Regions from separate parts of the Homo sapiens genome. Here regions 1 and 3 are each linked to region 2. Evidence: chromatin loops called from intact Hi-C (ENCODE). Cell type or tissue: dorsolateral prefrontal cortex. All regions are shown on one strand. Region 1 holds the start of LOC105372524 (a long non-coding RNA gene). Region 2 overlaps SNAP25-AS1 (SNAP25 antisense RNA 1). Region 3 overlaps MKKS (MKKS centrosomal shuttling protein).

Region 1 (5,000 bases), 81 kb after region 2:
TCTCAACTTTTTTTATTATACCCCAGTGGGCTTTGTTTTGTACATATCCCCCACCCTGAGTGTAGCCTCAGAAAGGTGGACTTTGGTTCTCAATTATAAGAATATATATATTCTTTCTAATAGCATCATGCTGGGCACTGTAGTATCCAATCCTATAGTGCTTACAAGGCACTTTATTCCACACTAACTCATCTGACCCTCACAATGGTGTTCTCAGTTGGATAGGATGACCCTAACTGTTCAAATGGGGACTCAGAGTACAAAGGAGGTCACAGAGTTGGTATATAGAGAAACCAAGACACAAACCCAGTTTTCCTGTCTCTAACTCTGGGAATTATTTCTTTGCATCATGCTATTTTAAAAAGTACTAGCACTGCTGAAATTCTTGGACTTTCTTTATAATACACAACCTTAGAAGAGAAAGTAAATCATTGCTAAGGAAAGGAACTTTTCTTAGCTCAAAAAACAGCCTCAAGAGGACTGAACCTCTTAGAATGCTCGTCTTTGCCCAGATGATCACCAGCCACACTCCAACATATTGATACAGATTTTATGATTTTATAATTTTGGGTTCAGTTGGCAGGACTCACTCTTCCAAAAATAGCTTTGGCCTTAATGGGTAGGATGAGCTGCATTACAAAGGCCCTCAACTCCATAAAATTTGGCATCCAGCCAAGCCTTCAAAGGTGACTAAAGAAGAAATATCAAGAAAGACCAGAGGTTGGTACTGCCTTGTGAACCTCTCAACATCTATTGGAACTTATCAATTTTATAGATATTCACATTCCAAAGCAAGGAGCATTTGAGCTTTTAGAGAGATTAGAAGACCCTAAAAAGTGCATCTCGCTCAAAAGGTGTCCAGCTTGTCCAGTGGTCATTGTCCAATCTGATTCCATTTCAAAATCATTTCCATATAACCAGCTTGATGGTGAGATTCTTGAAAAGTTCTAGACCAGGAGGAGGAAATGAGGGTTTGGTTCCTGGCTGTGCCACTAACCGACTGCATGAAGTTAAGCAAATTATGGGGCCTATTCCAACCTCGTTCTTTTTACAGGTCTGACACCTACAACGTGTCAGACACTGGGAATAGAACAGTCCACAAGACAAAGTCCTTGCTCTAAGGGAACTTACCTTCTAGGGAAGATATATGATAAACCAATACATAAATATATAATAAGGACATGAAAGCAATAGAGAACAAAAGTGCTGTGAAAAAGATGCTGTTTTGGATAGGATGGTCTTTTGAGCAGTGAAATAAAATAAATATCTGAGGGAATAGAGTTCCAGGTGGAGGGGACAGCAGGAAGGCCATGAAGTTGGGGTGCACCTGGCATCTTCAAGGAACAGGGAGAAGGCCAGTACTTCTGGAGCAGAGGGAACAGCCGGGAGAATGGAAGGCAAGGAGGTGAGCGATAACAGGGGCCCAATCCTGGAGGGTCTTTTAGCTTTGGTAATGACTTTGGATGGGAAGGCAGTGGGGGAATCTGAGCAGATGAGGGTATGAACTGACTTAGGTTCCCTGAATGTGACCTTGGCTGCTGTATGAAGGACGGGCAGCCATTTCCTCATCTGATAGCAAACTGGTATGGACCAGAGAAACGAGAAGCTTCCCACTGCCACTCTAAGAGCTGAGATTCCGAGTCATATGTTTTACTGAACAAATTACTGCCCATCTTGGTTGAAGCCCATCGGGGCCTGAGCTAAGTCTTTGATCCCAGAGGCCAAGGCAGCACCATTCCTCGCCATTAGCCCATGGCTAGTGACCCGGGAGGTACAAAGTCAATCCTAGCTACAGCAGGAACTCCTGCAGAACCTGTGACCCTCATAGCCAGGGGGTCTCAAACCAGCGGGATACATCTCAGAGTGGCTTTGCTGCGACGTACCTTTGGGTAGTTTGAGACTGAAATGACTCTAGTCACTACTTTTCATTTCCATCCTTTCTTCCCTAAAGGTCAACTGGAAAGGCAGCCGGCTGAGAGAACTCGATCTCTGTCCAGCAGAGATTATTTTGTGGACGCTCAAGGTTCTGAGAGCTTACTTCCTTTTTCTGGGTCACCTGCTTGGTGTGAATTCATCCAAAATCATCCGTTTATTTTTAGAGCTATAAATTATATCTGCATTTCTACTCTCCTGCAGAAATTCAAGCTCAGAGCTTGGGCAGGGGCCCTGTGTTTGAGGCACAGAGACTGGCAAAGCGTCTTGCCTCCCACCTCTTCTGAAGTGAGGCCTCTGCGCTACTGTGTCCCAGCCCTTCAAAAATCCTGAGTCATTTCACTGTTTCTGTTTCTCCCCTTTCCCCAGCAAGCTTCCTGATGCAAAGGAACACCGGAGCGGGGCGATTGCCTCCCTAGAGCTGGGCCGGCCACCCCCACCCCTCGGGCTGCTAAAGCAGCGGGCCGGGCGGAAGGTCGGGGAGCCAGAGCCCAGGGAAGAGCAGAAGGCGCGGGGGGGCGGGGGGGGCACCCAGGAGGGAGGACGGGGCAGCGGTGAGGGTGTAGACGGGAGGGAATCTGTCCGGTGCCGCAGTGAGTTGGGTGGCGGTGATTTGTTCGCGGGCGCAGGCTGGGAGGCGGGGTTCCTGACTCACTGCGGCACTGGCAGGGCTGGTGACAGCACCACCCCCGCGCCGCCTGCAATCTGCCACCGCTGCCACCGAGCCGAGGGGCGCCAGCAAGGCATCCCCTGGGTCAAGGGGCCTCCCGTGGGCTTTCCAAACAGCCTGTGCTCATTTCCGCGGGAGCCCTCGGGGCGCTGTGCTGTGGCTGCATTGTCACTGTTTGTTTATTTCTACATCTGCTCTGTTAGAAGATAGGCTCGCTTAGGACAGAGCCTTCTAATCCACCCCCTGATGAATTCGGGCCCTCGCCTTTGGCACAATGCCTGGCGTCATCACAACGCGGGTGATCAGTAAACGGCAGCGAAGGAAGCGGGGTCAGGACTGGAGAGGAGAGGGGGAGGAAGACAGACGACCGGAGAGGAACAAAAATGGAAGGTAACTTGAGCTTTCATAACTGCAGAAGTGCAAAACAGCTCCCTGTGTGATATAGGAAGTAAAACCGTAGAGATGGGACTTGGCTGGCCTGCCCTTCACACACTTTAGACATTAACCCAAAGTTCATGCTCCTGCCATGACAGTGATGGTGGACAGGAGGGAAGAAAATGACAAGGAGGAAAGGAGGTGTCTTTTGCTCTTAAAAATGAGAAGGGTCATAAACAATCCATCGGCTGCAAACCACGAGTTGCCCCCAAAGCAAAGCAGGTTAGTGGCTGCTGCCGCCTCATCATAGCTTCAGAACCCACAGAGCCTGGAGGACTGTCAAACATTATCTAATATCCCATTCTACAGAAGAGAAAACTGAGGTTGAGGCAGGAACGCAGACAGGAATCAAGGTTTTGGGGTTGGGATTTGCAATCCATTACTTTGCCTCCTGCATCCACTGCTTTTCCCTGGGCATTCTCTTCTTCCGGTTTCTTGGAAGTTAAAATTGCGAGAGAAGCAACACAGAGTGGTTTTCCCAGGGCCTCGACCTCGGTAAGGGAAGACGTGGAATTCCGAGTGTGGAGACCCAGACAGCCTCCGAAACCCCCACGCAACCCTGGGCGTTCAGCAGCTGCCAATGCCCGCCTGACAAGTTTCTGGGGCATCTCTGCACACGGAGAGGTGTGTCTCCTGCAGCTCCAAAAACAGATTTTGCCATCTCATCCCCATATTTGCAGTCTCCAGTTGGCTTCTTGTGATTGGCCAGAACTTTTCCTCACTGGAGAGATGAGGAGAATCCAGTCCTCCAACCAGCTGAGAGAAAACACTGCAGTAGCAGAGATAGCAATGGCTGTTCCACCCCACACTGATACGATGTCAGGGAGCCAGGGGTGGGCTCAACAGGCTGAATGATGCCAGGGACTCCCAAGGGTCTATACATTTAACCCTGGAGGAAGTGGCCTCTGACCAGGTACCTAACCTTCTGTACTTCTCGTTCTGTAATTGGGGGCATCAGAGTGTATTCTTTGGCTTTCTGGAAAAAAAGATTTCTCAAATTTTAATTTCGGAAGTTTCCATCAGGACTGGCAGCTGTGTACACAGAAGGAGGTTGCTAATGTATTTCAGATTGGGGGCAATTACAGCTTCCCACCTACCCACCCCAATCTATTCCCAGATCACTGCACCACACTGACTCTTGGCCTCCTCTAGAGTTGGAAACTCTACCTGAGAGATGCACTCCTTTAAACTAACATAAAACCTAAACTAACAAAACCATAGCACTTCAAGGTATCCTTAGGGTAAGGTTTAATGACCTATTAATATCTCTAACACAGCAATTCTCTTGCTTGGCTATTCACTAGAAGCACTTGGAGAATTTAAAATAACACTGATGCCCAGGCCATACCTCAGACCATACCTCTAGAGGTGTTTTCTAAAAGCTCCCCCAGGTGACTATAACAACAGTAAGACTGAAAACCTCTGCTCTCGTGGGAGCTGCTAGTTTGCTGGTCAGCATCTGTTCTCCCTTCCACTAATAGCACCTGATGTTCCTTTGGAAACCCCACTCTTTCTTGGTCCACTTGATTGAGTTACACTAACCCCATCATCACCTCCCATTTACTTTTTTCAGGGAATAGCAGGCTACCAGTTTGGCCCCTTTGCATTTTTCCATTCCCCTGAAAGAAGTAATTGGTTCAGGCAGAAGATGTGATACAAGGGGGTCCAATGAAAATCAGTCTCAAGACTGGCTGAAACTATTGGGAAGGGAAAGATCTGTTTCTGCTGCAGTTATTTAGGAGAAAACATGGGAGCCTTGAGCTTCCAGCAGGCATTTTGCCACCACATGGAGAAAATCTGCTTGTAAATTAAGGCAACATAGAGGAAAAGAGATTATTCATAGAGTGAAAAAGACTGAAATCTAATTAATACCACTTCTGAAGCCAGATACTTCCAGTAACAGATATTAAATCCCCCTTTTCACCCAAGAAAACTTTGAACTGAGTTTTCTATGATATGCCGC
Region 2 (5,000 bases):
GGCTACTCCATAGGCAGAGCAGCCCTGAGGGCTGCTGGTTGCCCATTTTTATGGTTTTTTCTTGATTATATGCTAAACAAAGGGTGGATTAATAATGAGCTTTCCAGGAAAGGACTGGGCAATTCCTGTAACTAACGGTTCCTCAGGCTTTTAGACCATATAGGGTAAATTCCTGACGTTGCCATGCACCTGTACATTGTCATGGTGCTGGTGGGAGTGTCTCTTAGCATGCTAAAGCATTATAATTGACCTATAATGAGCAATGAGGATGACCAGAGGTCACTCTCATTGCTCTCTTGGTTTTGGTGGGTTTTGGCCATCTTCTTTACTGTAATCTGTTTTATCAGCAAGGTCTTTATGGCCTATATCTTGTACTGACCTCCCATCTCATGCTGTGACTTAGAATGCCTAACCATCTGGGAATGAGGACAAGAGGACAGCTTCAACTTTTCATGACTTCATCTCCAACCCAACCAATCAGCACTTTCCACTTCCTGCACCCCCTACCCATCAATTTATCCTTAAAATCCCCAGTCTCCAAATTTTTGGTAAGATTGACTTGAGTAGTAATAAAACTCTGGCCTCGCATTCTGCCGGCTCTGCGAGAATTAAACTCTTTATGGCAATTTCTCTGTCTTGATAAATCGATTCTATCTGGACAGCTGGCAAAATGAACCTGTTGAGCAGTTACAAGAGTAAAGGATGAGTACTGAGTGGAAAGGATGGCCTGTCCTTGGGAGTCGGGTAAGGACACTTGAACTCATGATAGAAGCTAGGGAGCAAAGAGTGATCAGACAAAAGTTGTATCTATAGGAGGATGGGTGTGGATTACTGAGGCCAGTCCCTATGACCTCTCTCTTTCCAGGGCCAGGAACTATTACTGTTTTTTGTGACTTTGGTAAGTAAGTGAACCCAGGGCATGGTTTGCAACTGGCTGCGTTGGTCATTTTTATGAATCGATTTGTGCAAACCCATGGCAAGCTTTCCTAATATAAACAGGTGGAAAGAGAGAAGTCAGAGGGGCTGGCCTCAGTAATCCAGACAGCAAATCTTACAGGGAAGACCCTCCTTATATCCTGGGGAAATTGGTATATGAGAAGTTAACTGGGTTTTTACCCTCTGAAAAGGAAATTTCTATAAGAAAGGGAAGCATCACTGCATTGCTTGATAACATCTGTTTTATCTTGCTTGTTTTATCTGACTTTCTCCCATGGCCAAGGAAACATGATGAAAGAACCAATTTCTTTCCTCTTTTAGAAGCTCTGATCATGGAGGAGACCATATCTGCAAGTCATCTAGGACTCAGCTCTTTTAGAGCTATCCATGGACTGGGAGACCCTTCTCCCACTTCAAGGAGCCCCTCTTTTGTACCCCCCAAACTTCCTGGCTTACAAAATTTGCTGCCAGATGTGGTGGTGTGGGAGTGAGGGTGGGTGGCATAGGTCATGTTGGTAAAAGGCCTCCCATAGGCGGGAAAACTGCAGAGCCAGGGGGCCTAGGGGAAGGCATCTCTTGCCTAGCAGATGCTGACAGAGGAAATGGCACATTCTGCCCATGCATCTGTCCTCATGATTCACATGCCAGCAATTCCTCAGGCTAGAACATACCTTGTAGGTCATTTTCTAGCACATGCCGTAACTAGATAGCCCCTAGGTCTCTCTAGGAAAGGTGACTTTCTAAACTTTTTTTGTATTCTGTCTGTAAAGTACTGCATACTTTAAGGACTTTTTAAACAATAATAGAGAAATCAGCTTCATCCCTGCTTCAAGACACATCACAAAGCTCCAATCACAAAAACTCTAGAGTTTCTGTAGAGGGATTAAAGTGTGGCAGTCTAGTGACCTAAAGGGATTTGACTTGAAGCTGTATTTGCTTAGCACACACGCTGTTTTTATCTTGATTTTAAGTTTATTGGTGCAGCACATGGAAATAATGGGCATCAAAGCCCACACCTCCCAAGCTGGTCCTTGATGCCATCACTGAGCCCTAAGTGAGAGGCCTGCTTATAATAGTCCTGCATTCTCAGCTTCCCTTAACCCCAAGAATAGAACGGTGTCTTGCATGCAGAAATAGGTTATTGGTGAATAAATTGCTTAATGAATTATCTAGTTTCCCTAACAGAGCTGGTTACTTCTTTCTCATGTGAAGGTGAGCACCTGGTGAGGTTTTCAGGAATCAGGTTCACCTTGAACACCATACTCAGGCCTTGGCGGCTCTCTGGGCCTGCCTGGCTCCTACAAACACCATGCAGTGTTTCTGGATCTCCTAGGCCCTCTAGTGGCTATTCTTAGGCTGAAATCCCTCAGAACTCAGCCTCTCAGCTCCTGCTAAAATTTCAACCAGTCCCTGAATTTAGAAATATGTATATATACTTATTTTGCTTCTCGTAAACTGCAAAGAAATAAATTTAATTATGTCTAGTTTCTGATCAAGATTTATCTGGTCTCATAGCCTTCCCCTGGTTTGTGTTTTAATGAGCTTTTTATTTTTCAGTTGAAAGATTATACCAGATGTCAAGACTTAACAGGAATCAAGACAGCATGGATTGATATAAGGGTAGACATAATTATCAATGGACAGAGTACAGACTCCAGACACAGACCTACACCTATATAAGCAACTGATTTTCAAAAGTATCCTGCTTGCCTGCTTGTACCCCCAAATGGGCTCTCCCTCACCCCAAATGCATCTTTAGGTTTGTTTCAGAGAATTTCTGATGGTCTTTCTCGCACAGAAACACACAAGGGGTCTAAATGGGTTCTTTATGCAGAAGAGCGAAGATTTCCAGGTCCAGTGGGCCAAAGTGCCTTCCCCTGCAAAGCCTTTGAGTGATTCCAGGCACCAGGGGCATCAAAGCCTTGGTGGGACCAGAAACTATTGCTGTTTTTTATGACTTTGGTAAGCACGTGAACTCAGGGCATGGTTTGAAACTGGCTGTGTTGGTCATTTTTATGAACTGATTTGTACAAACCCATGGGAAGCTTTCCTAAATAGAAACAGTCTGCATTATGGTGGTATCACCTTCATCTGACCCCTGGGAGCTCTAAAGAAAAGCCCATGATACTCACCTGGCCTTCAGCCTGACCAGGGGATTAGGCCACTGGCCAGGATGAGACTGAAGGAGGAAAGGAACCTATACAACTACTCTTCCCTTGGTTGAAAGGAAAGTCCAGAGAGAATAGCTATTTGCAAATATCTGGGCTTCTACTGGGTGCTTACTGTTGAGTATCTTATATTGGGACACAGGTATGTTCATCTCCATTTTACAGATGAGGAAATCGAGGCTCAGAGTTAAATATATTTCCCAAGGTCAACTAAGTAAGTGGCAGGATTAGGATCCAAACCCAATTCTAACACTCTCTAAAACCCACTCTTTAGCTAGCCCCTGCCTCTTAGCTTTGGGGTTCAGGTTCTTGACTCAGTCTATGCAAATGTTGCCTTCTGGAATTTGGCAGTGCACAACCTGCACATCTGTACAGTGTAGCTGAAACCAACTTCTGGGTTGAAACCCTTCCATATTCAAGATTCTAAGCCTGGGCTAAAATCTAGAGCCTTGTTACTCAAAGTGGTCCCTGAACCTGCAACATCAGCCGTGTTTGGGAGCTTTTTAGAAATGTAAATTTCTGCTCTCCTGCTGCCACTCCCCCCAACCCCTTTCTATTGGATTACACTCTCCAAGAATGGAGGCTGCACCCAGGATTTCTCAGCTGTTATGTGCATTCAAATCACTGGGAATCTTGTTAAATGGAGATTCTGGCACAGGAGTTCTAAAGAGGTAGTGCTAAGCTTTTGCTTCTTCGGGCAGCTCCCAGATGATGCCGATGATGTGAGCCACACTTGGAATAACACAGCTTTAGATCAGTAAGTCTCAAACTTGAACCTGTATTCAAATCACCTGAAGAGCTCGTTAATACACAAATTGCTGGGCCCTACTCTCACACTCTCTTACAATAGCTGTGCACCTTCACCTTTACTTTCACCCCAAGAATAAAACAGTTTCTTGCACACAGAAATAGGTTATCCATGAATAAGTTGGTTAATTAATTATCTACCTTTGCTAATAGAGCTGGTTACCTCTTTCTCATGTGAACATGAGTACCTGCTGAGAGAGTGCTTCAGAGGGTCTGGAGTGGAGCCTGAAAATTTGCATTTCTAACAAGTTCTGGGCCCAGCATGGTGGCTCATGCCTGTAATCCCAGTGCTTTGGTAAGCCGAGGCAGGAGTATCACTCGAGGCCAGGAGTTTGAGACCAGCCTGGGCAATATAGTGAGACCCCATCTCTACAAAAACTTTTTAAAAATTAGCCAGGCATTGTGGTGTGAGCCTGTTGTCCCATCTACATGGGAGGAAGATCCCTTCAGCTGAGAAGTTCGAGGCTGCAGTGAGCTGTGATCTAACAAGTTCCTAGGTGATGTTGCGATGCTGCAGGTTTAGGGACCCCACTTTGAGAACCAGTGTTCTAGCCTATCAGAACTTCCTCTAATTAGACAACTAACTCCATGCTTTCTGGCATTTCATTTTTATAAAGCCCTATTCGGTCCTTGAATTCTAGCATTTTAGAGCTGAAAGGGACTTCAGAGGCTACCTTGTCTCAATTAAAGAAATGCAGGTCAAGGGTCCCACTCAAGGCCATACAATTAGCCAAGAGGCAAAGTCAGGATTAAGCATCCTGACTCACTCTATTTCTATGCTGTTTACTCTGCATCCTGCTGGCTCCAAAGCTCAATAAATTCCCTGGCATCCAGCAACTGCAGTATTTTTGGTGAGCTCTCCATCCCAGGCCAGCTTTGAGGTGCTAGAATCCCTGTCAGACACATATGTCATCCGCACAATCATGGAAACGCAGTGGCCTCCTACCTAACAGCTCTGTGAAAGAGGGCTTTGGAAAAAAACAGCAGCTGTGCTGGCCACTGTAGCAGAGAGAAAATGCAGCAGCTAGCAAGCAAACCCAGACAAGGTGAGTCAGCATAGAGGCCCTGGGGCTAAGGAATATACCAGGA
Region 3 (5,000 bases), 340 kb after region 2:
AGTTAGCGAGGTAATGTGTTATTTATTTTGTTTATAAACTCTTGCAGAGCTTTTACTTACAATCAAACATATTTTGGGGATACAATTTAAATTTAGCACTTTTTTTCTTCTTAGTTCCTCTGTGGTTTTTTACAAAATGAAAATTAGAGCAGGGCACGGTGGCTCATGCCTGTAATCCCAGCACTTTGGGAGGCCGAGGCAGGTGGATCACCTGAGGTCAGGAGTTTGAGACCAGTCTGGCCAACATGGTGAAACCCTGTCTCTACTAAAAATACAAAAAATTAGGCTGGTGTGGTGGCAGGCGCCTGTAATCCCAGCTACTCGGGAGGCTGAGGCAGAAGAATCACTTGAACCTGGGAGGCGGAGGTTGCAGTGAGCCAAGATCATGCCATTGCACTCCCACCTAGGCAACAAGAGCTAAACTCCGTCTCAAAAAAAAAAAAAGAAAGAAAGAAAATTAGCATTACTGTTCTTTTCTAATAAATATAGTATAGTATAACCTTACTTTTTAAAGTTAGCAAATATAGAAACAAGGAAAAGAGAGCTAAAATCTTTTGGGTGTAACAAAAATGTGATCATGATACACATGCTGTTTTGTAATCCCTCTTGCAAAGAATATAAATCTCCATTATCATTTTTAAGAGCTATACAGCATTTGATTATAATGGCGATATCCTAATTTGACCAATCTGTGATTGAAAGAAATTTGAGATTTTTCAATGCTTTATTGCAAAATATGCTATGGCAATAAATATTTGTGTAAATACTCCAGAGTCCATGCTCAAAGCCTCTATGTGCTGCTTTTCAGAATTAACAAATTTCTTAAAAATTAACTCATTTTTCAAATGAACTTGACAAGAAAGTTTTTAAAACCTTGACTTTTAGAAAGGTTCATGATACTGAGAAGCAGACAGACTGGGAGATCCAATTTGTGAAACAAACTTAAGCTATTTACAGTTTGCCTTGAGATGGTCCTTCCCTCAAAACACTTGGCAAGTTGTTCCAAGAGGCATGGACTGTCTTGTAGAGATTCTGAGTCTAAAACAAAGATTTCTCAAGAATAAGCTCAAAATGATCAGATTTGATGAGCAGTAACTGGTTAATCCCTAAAATAAGTTAGTGTTTGATGCTCATTTATTGAACTTTTCAAGTTTGGAGCAAAGCAACAAGAGAAATGAGATTTTTTCCCTTCCTTACCCTCTAATGTACTTGCCACTGCCCTTTCTTTCTTTCCTGAATCTTCTTTAAACATATTTCTAAAAAAAGACTCCTTTAGAAGGATAGAGAAATCAAGAGACATGAAATGAGATTAGTAAATTTTAGATCAAGTAAAATAGAGTTGATATTTATAGTTTCATTTACTAAAATGTCTTTTGTTAAGTTTAGAAAAAGTTTAGAGGCAATCTTAATGTGGATTATGCTTTTCATATTCTTCTCTCAAAAGTATGGTCTTAAATTATTCAAAAGTTTCATATTTTTCATTTTGTTTTGCTTTCATAGCAACTTTATGAGATCATTTTATAAATGAAGAAACATTAAATGATTGATTCTAAGATTACTGTCAGTTAACTGTGGCATTCAATTTAGATGTGAAGTCTTTAAAGTCTTGCCTAGTACTCTACTAAGCAATTCTTCAAGTCAAGAATTAGTGCCCCAGCTTGGGCAGTACTGTCTATCAGGATTTCCAGTGTGTGATCACGGATGAGGGGAACATTTGGAGGGCGTGAGGCACACCCTTGAGGATCACTGAGGTCAACTAGCTTGGGGCATCATGCCTGGCATGTTGTTCTTTTTTCTTTTTTTGGGACAGTCTCACTCTGTTGCCCAAGGGGGAGCGTAGTGGTGTGATCTCGGCTCACCTCCGCATGCCAGATTTAAGGGATTCTCGTACCTCAGCCTCCCAGGTAGCTGAGATTACAGGCCCACGCCACCATGCCCGACTAATTTTTGTATTTTAGTAGAGACGGGGTTTCACCATGTTGCCCAGGCTGGTCTCAACTCCTGGCCTCAAGTGATATGTCCGCCTCAGCCTCCCAAAGTGCTGGGATTACAGGCATGAGCCATGCACGCCCCGTGGCATGTCCTTGGCTGATTTTCATGTCAGGTATATAAAAGGTTAACAGCTGTCATTTCACTTGTCCAAAATTAGAGGGCATCTTACAGTTCTGGAGGTAAGAAAAACAAAAAAATTAGAGGGCAAAAGAGTCTATATCCTCCAAAAACACATCCGTGACCTACTAATGGTTGAGATTAGCTGGGTTAGTTCAGTTTTCTTTAATTTAGTTCTCAGTATAGAATGACAGCAAGAGATTAATGAACAGAAGAGGGAGAACTTGCTATGCTTCTACCTCATTATAAATACTGTAATCTTTTAGAGTAGCTTAAAGGCCAAGAAAAGAAAACACTGACACACACACACACACACACACACACACACACACACACACACACACACACAAAGTAAGGTTAAGGGCAAAAAGGCAAGCAAGCTTCCTAGAACTTCCCAAACAGCTGGATCTAGCCATCAGATTATTCTATCTAGCATAGTATTAGTTAAAGCCATCAAGTTTTTTTAATTGCTTCCTGCAAAATTAGGCCTAAAATAACTTGGATGCAGGGAATGTTACATCAAATGTTCTCATTTTGCCTATTGGGCTTGCTGGGCGCCATCTGCTGGCCTTTTGGACACAGTGTAAAACGGATTCTTTTTGGTCTTAATTGCTGTTGTGATTTGAAAAAATTGTAATTTTTAAAAACTTCCACTGAATGTAATTTAATCATGAGAAGAACATTAGATAGAATATTAAAAACCAATTAACCCAGCTCTTGTGATAATGAAACTTTATGAAGTTTACTGGAATTGTACTATGCCTTTTCTTTTACAATGACAATGTTGGCTTTAGGTATTTGTGAATTCTTCATTTCTGAATTCTCATCATCAACATTCAAAAGTTATTTTTTATCCTCAATTTTTAATACAGCAGTTTGAATTGTGGCATTTTTTCTGTGTACACAATAGAAAAGACTGCACGTGGTCTTCAACTGTGCTATGAAATGAACTGACATGGTAAACAGAACAATCGTTTTCCTTTTTCTTTTCCAACTATATCACCTAAAATAACACTCATTTTGCTGGACTTCTCCAGTCTTGTAAAAACACACACCCCAAAAACAATACTGTAATTCTTAATGAACCCATGGATCATAATTGAGTTCTAAAGTTTCCATTCTGCAAATCCTACCACCTTCCCCACCAAACCATTCAAGGTCAGCTTGACCTATATCCAAGAGCTGGGCTGCTAACAGCGTAACTGAGTCAGGAGTGGATCTGCAGTCAGAAGGCCGAAACAGGTATGCGTAAGTATCTTATGTCTTTTGCTATTCCTCCCTGCTCATTGCTGTGAATTTAATGTATTTGTAAATAAAAAATATACTGAAAGCATCATAAGTCTTATATGGGGGTTTCACTAATTGTAGGCAGTCTCAAATATTAAGCAAGTGATTAACAACTAATGAGAAGTGAAAACTAGCTTACCAGCAAGCTGTGGTTTATCACAATGGTTGTAGTGGTTTATAGAGTTGTCTGAGAATCCTGTCCCCTTTCACTGTTTTTACACCCTGGCTGCCATTTGATGCTGGTGATTGGTGGAGGAGAGGGGAGTAGGTATCATGCAGATAGCCAGATTGTTCCAGATCAGATACCTAGATGAATGGGCCTTTAGTGCTACAGCAAACACTTTATGTTCCTGGTATGTTCTGAATCCCTAAAGAGCCCATTTCTACCCTTCATCATTTTCAAGATTTTAATTGTATGCTCCACCTTCATTTCTGCAGATAACCTATTGGCCAGAGGACATTATAGCTCTTTAGGTATGAACACCTCTAACTTGTTGTCCCCTTATGTGCACCTTAGCTCTCAACTAAATCTTCTTTCAGCTGGGCGCGGTGGCTCACGCCTCTAATTCCAGCACTCGGGGAGGCTGAGGAAGGTGGATCACTTGAGGTCAGGATTTTGAGACCAGTTTGGCCAAGATGGTGAAACCCCATTTCTACCAAAAATATGAAAAATTAGCTGGATGTGGTGGGTGCACCTGTAATCCCAGTTACCTGGGAGGCTGAAACAGGAGAATCGCTTGAATCCAGGAGGCAGAGGTTACATTACAGTGAGTCGAGATCGCGCCATTGCACTCCAGCCTAGGTGACAGAGCAAGACTCCGTCTCAATAAATAAATAAATAAATAAAACTCCTTGCCTGCTGTCAGAAGAACTGGTATTCCTATTACCTGTGTTCCAGTCCCACTTTCTACTGTGTCTTTGGGGTTCTAACTTCATTATCCCCTCTCATCTACCTCCAACCTTCCACTCTTAAGGGCCTTTCTCTTTTGCATAACTATGACTATTTTTCTCCACTGAAAAGAGTCAAAAACAAATTCCCTAAGGCAACTGCCCTTTACCATCTTCCTTCCCAGTACTACACAATCTCTTTCCTTTCAAATAATGCATCTTTTCCTAGTCACTTCCCATTCCATCTTCAAACCCAAGCAATCTGCTTTTGTTTCATTCTCCATGGAAAGTGTTCTGACCATAAAGATCACCAATCCTTCCCCTTACATAATCTCCCTGTAGCCTTTTGATGTGTTCTTGAGACTCCTAAGTACTCAGGACTCTATACTGTTCCTTCTTAGTCTCCTTTAATAGCCTGCTGGTTTCCATCCACCTATTCATCCTTATCAAAGATCTGTCTTTGGTAGTGTTTGTTTCCTGGGCGGTCTCATTCAATCCCCAAACTTCTATGATCATGCATCCACTCTGGCTCTCACACGTTCATCTCCAGCTTAGACCCACATAATAAACTGCTACTGTACACCTTTGAACTAACCGTCCCCACAAATAGTCTCAATTCATCTCATATAAAAATAAGTCCTCTTTCCCTCCCAAACTGCTGTTCCACCTGGATTTCCTGTTTCGTTAACAAAAAGCATCATCTACTAAGCCATTCA

Evidence for each region. A loop is a pair of places that touch in the nucleus more often than their neighbours do. Peaks named below come from ENCODE experiments on the same cell type or tissue, not always from the same donor. Only the 100,000 strongest peaks of a DNase experiment are listed, where the experiment ranks them.
Region 1: a loop joins it to region 2, with 4 times the contacts of the local background. A loop is called at or near these places in 2 of 110 quality-filtered maps.
Region 3: a loop joins it to region 2, with 3 times the contacts of the local background. A loop is called at or near these places in 23 of 110 quality-filtered maps.

Annotation. Positions count from the first base shown.
Region 1 is chr20:10,169,795-10,174,794 of GRCh38, forward strand. The region is part of intron 2 of SNAP25-AS1 (SNAP25 antisense RNA 1); the gene reads right to left. LOC105372524 (a long non-coding RNA gene) reads left to right here and starts at 2,635. Exons shown (of 4, transcript NR_187933.1): 1 at 2,635-2,992. In dorsolateral prefrontal cortex, no CTCF peak of the experiment used is centred here; DNase peaks (open chromatin) are centred at 2,297, 2,577, 2,827 and 3,697; H3K4me3 peaks cover 2,093 bases; H3K27ac peaks cover 4,020 bases.
Region 2 is chr20:10,088,488-10,093,487 of GRCh38, forward strand. The region is part of intron 3 of SNAP25-AS1 (SNAP25 antisense RNA 1); the gene reads right to left. Among named protein-coding and RNA genes, the nearest start is that of ANKEF1, 56 kb to the left of the region's middle. In dorsolateral prefrontal cortex, a CTCF peak has its summit at 2,277 (motif pointing left); DNase peaks (open chromatin) are centred at 2,234 and 4,874; H3K27ac peaks cover 1,759 bases.
Region 3 is chr20:10,424,623-10,429,622 of GRCh38, forward strand. All of the region lies in intron 1 of MKKS (MKKS centrosomal shuttling protein), which reads right to left. All of the region lies in intron 1 of LOC128706665, which reads right to left. The region is part of intron 1 of LOC128706666; the gene reads right to left. Among named protein-coding and RNA genes, the nearest start is that of MKKS, 7.1 kb to the right of the region's middle. RefSeq lists a silencer at 3,641-3,690. In dorsolateral prefrontal cortex, CTCF peaks have their summits at 2,685 (motif pointing left) and 2,901; a DNase peak (open chromatin) is centred at 2,669.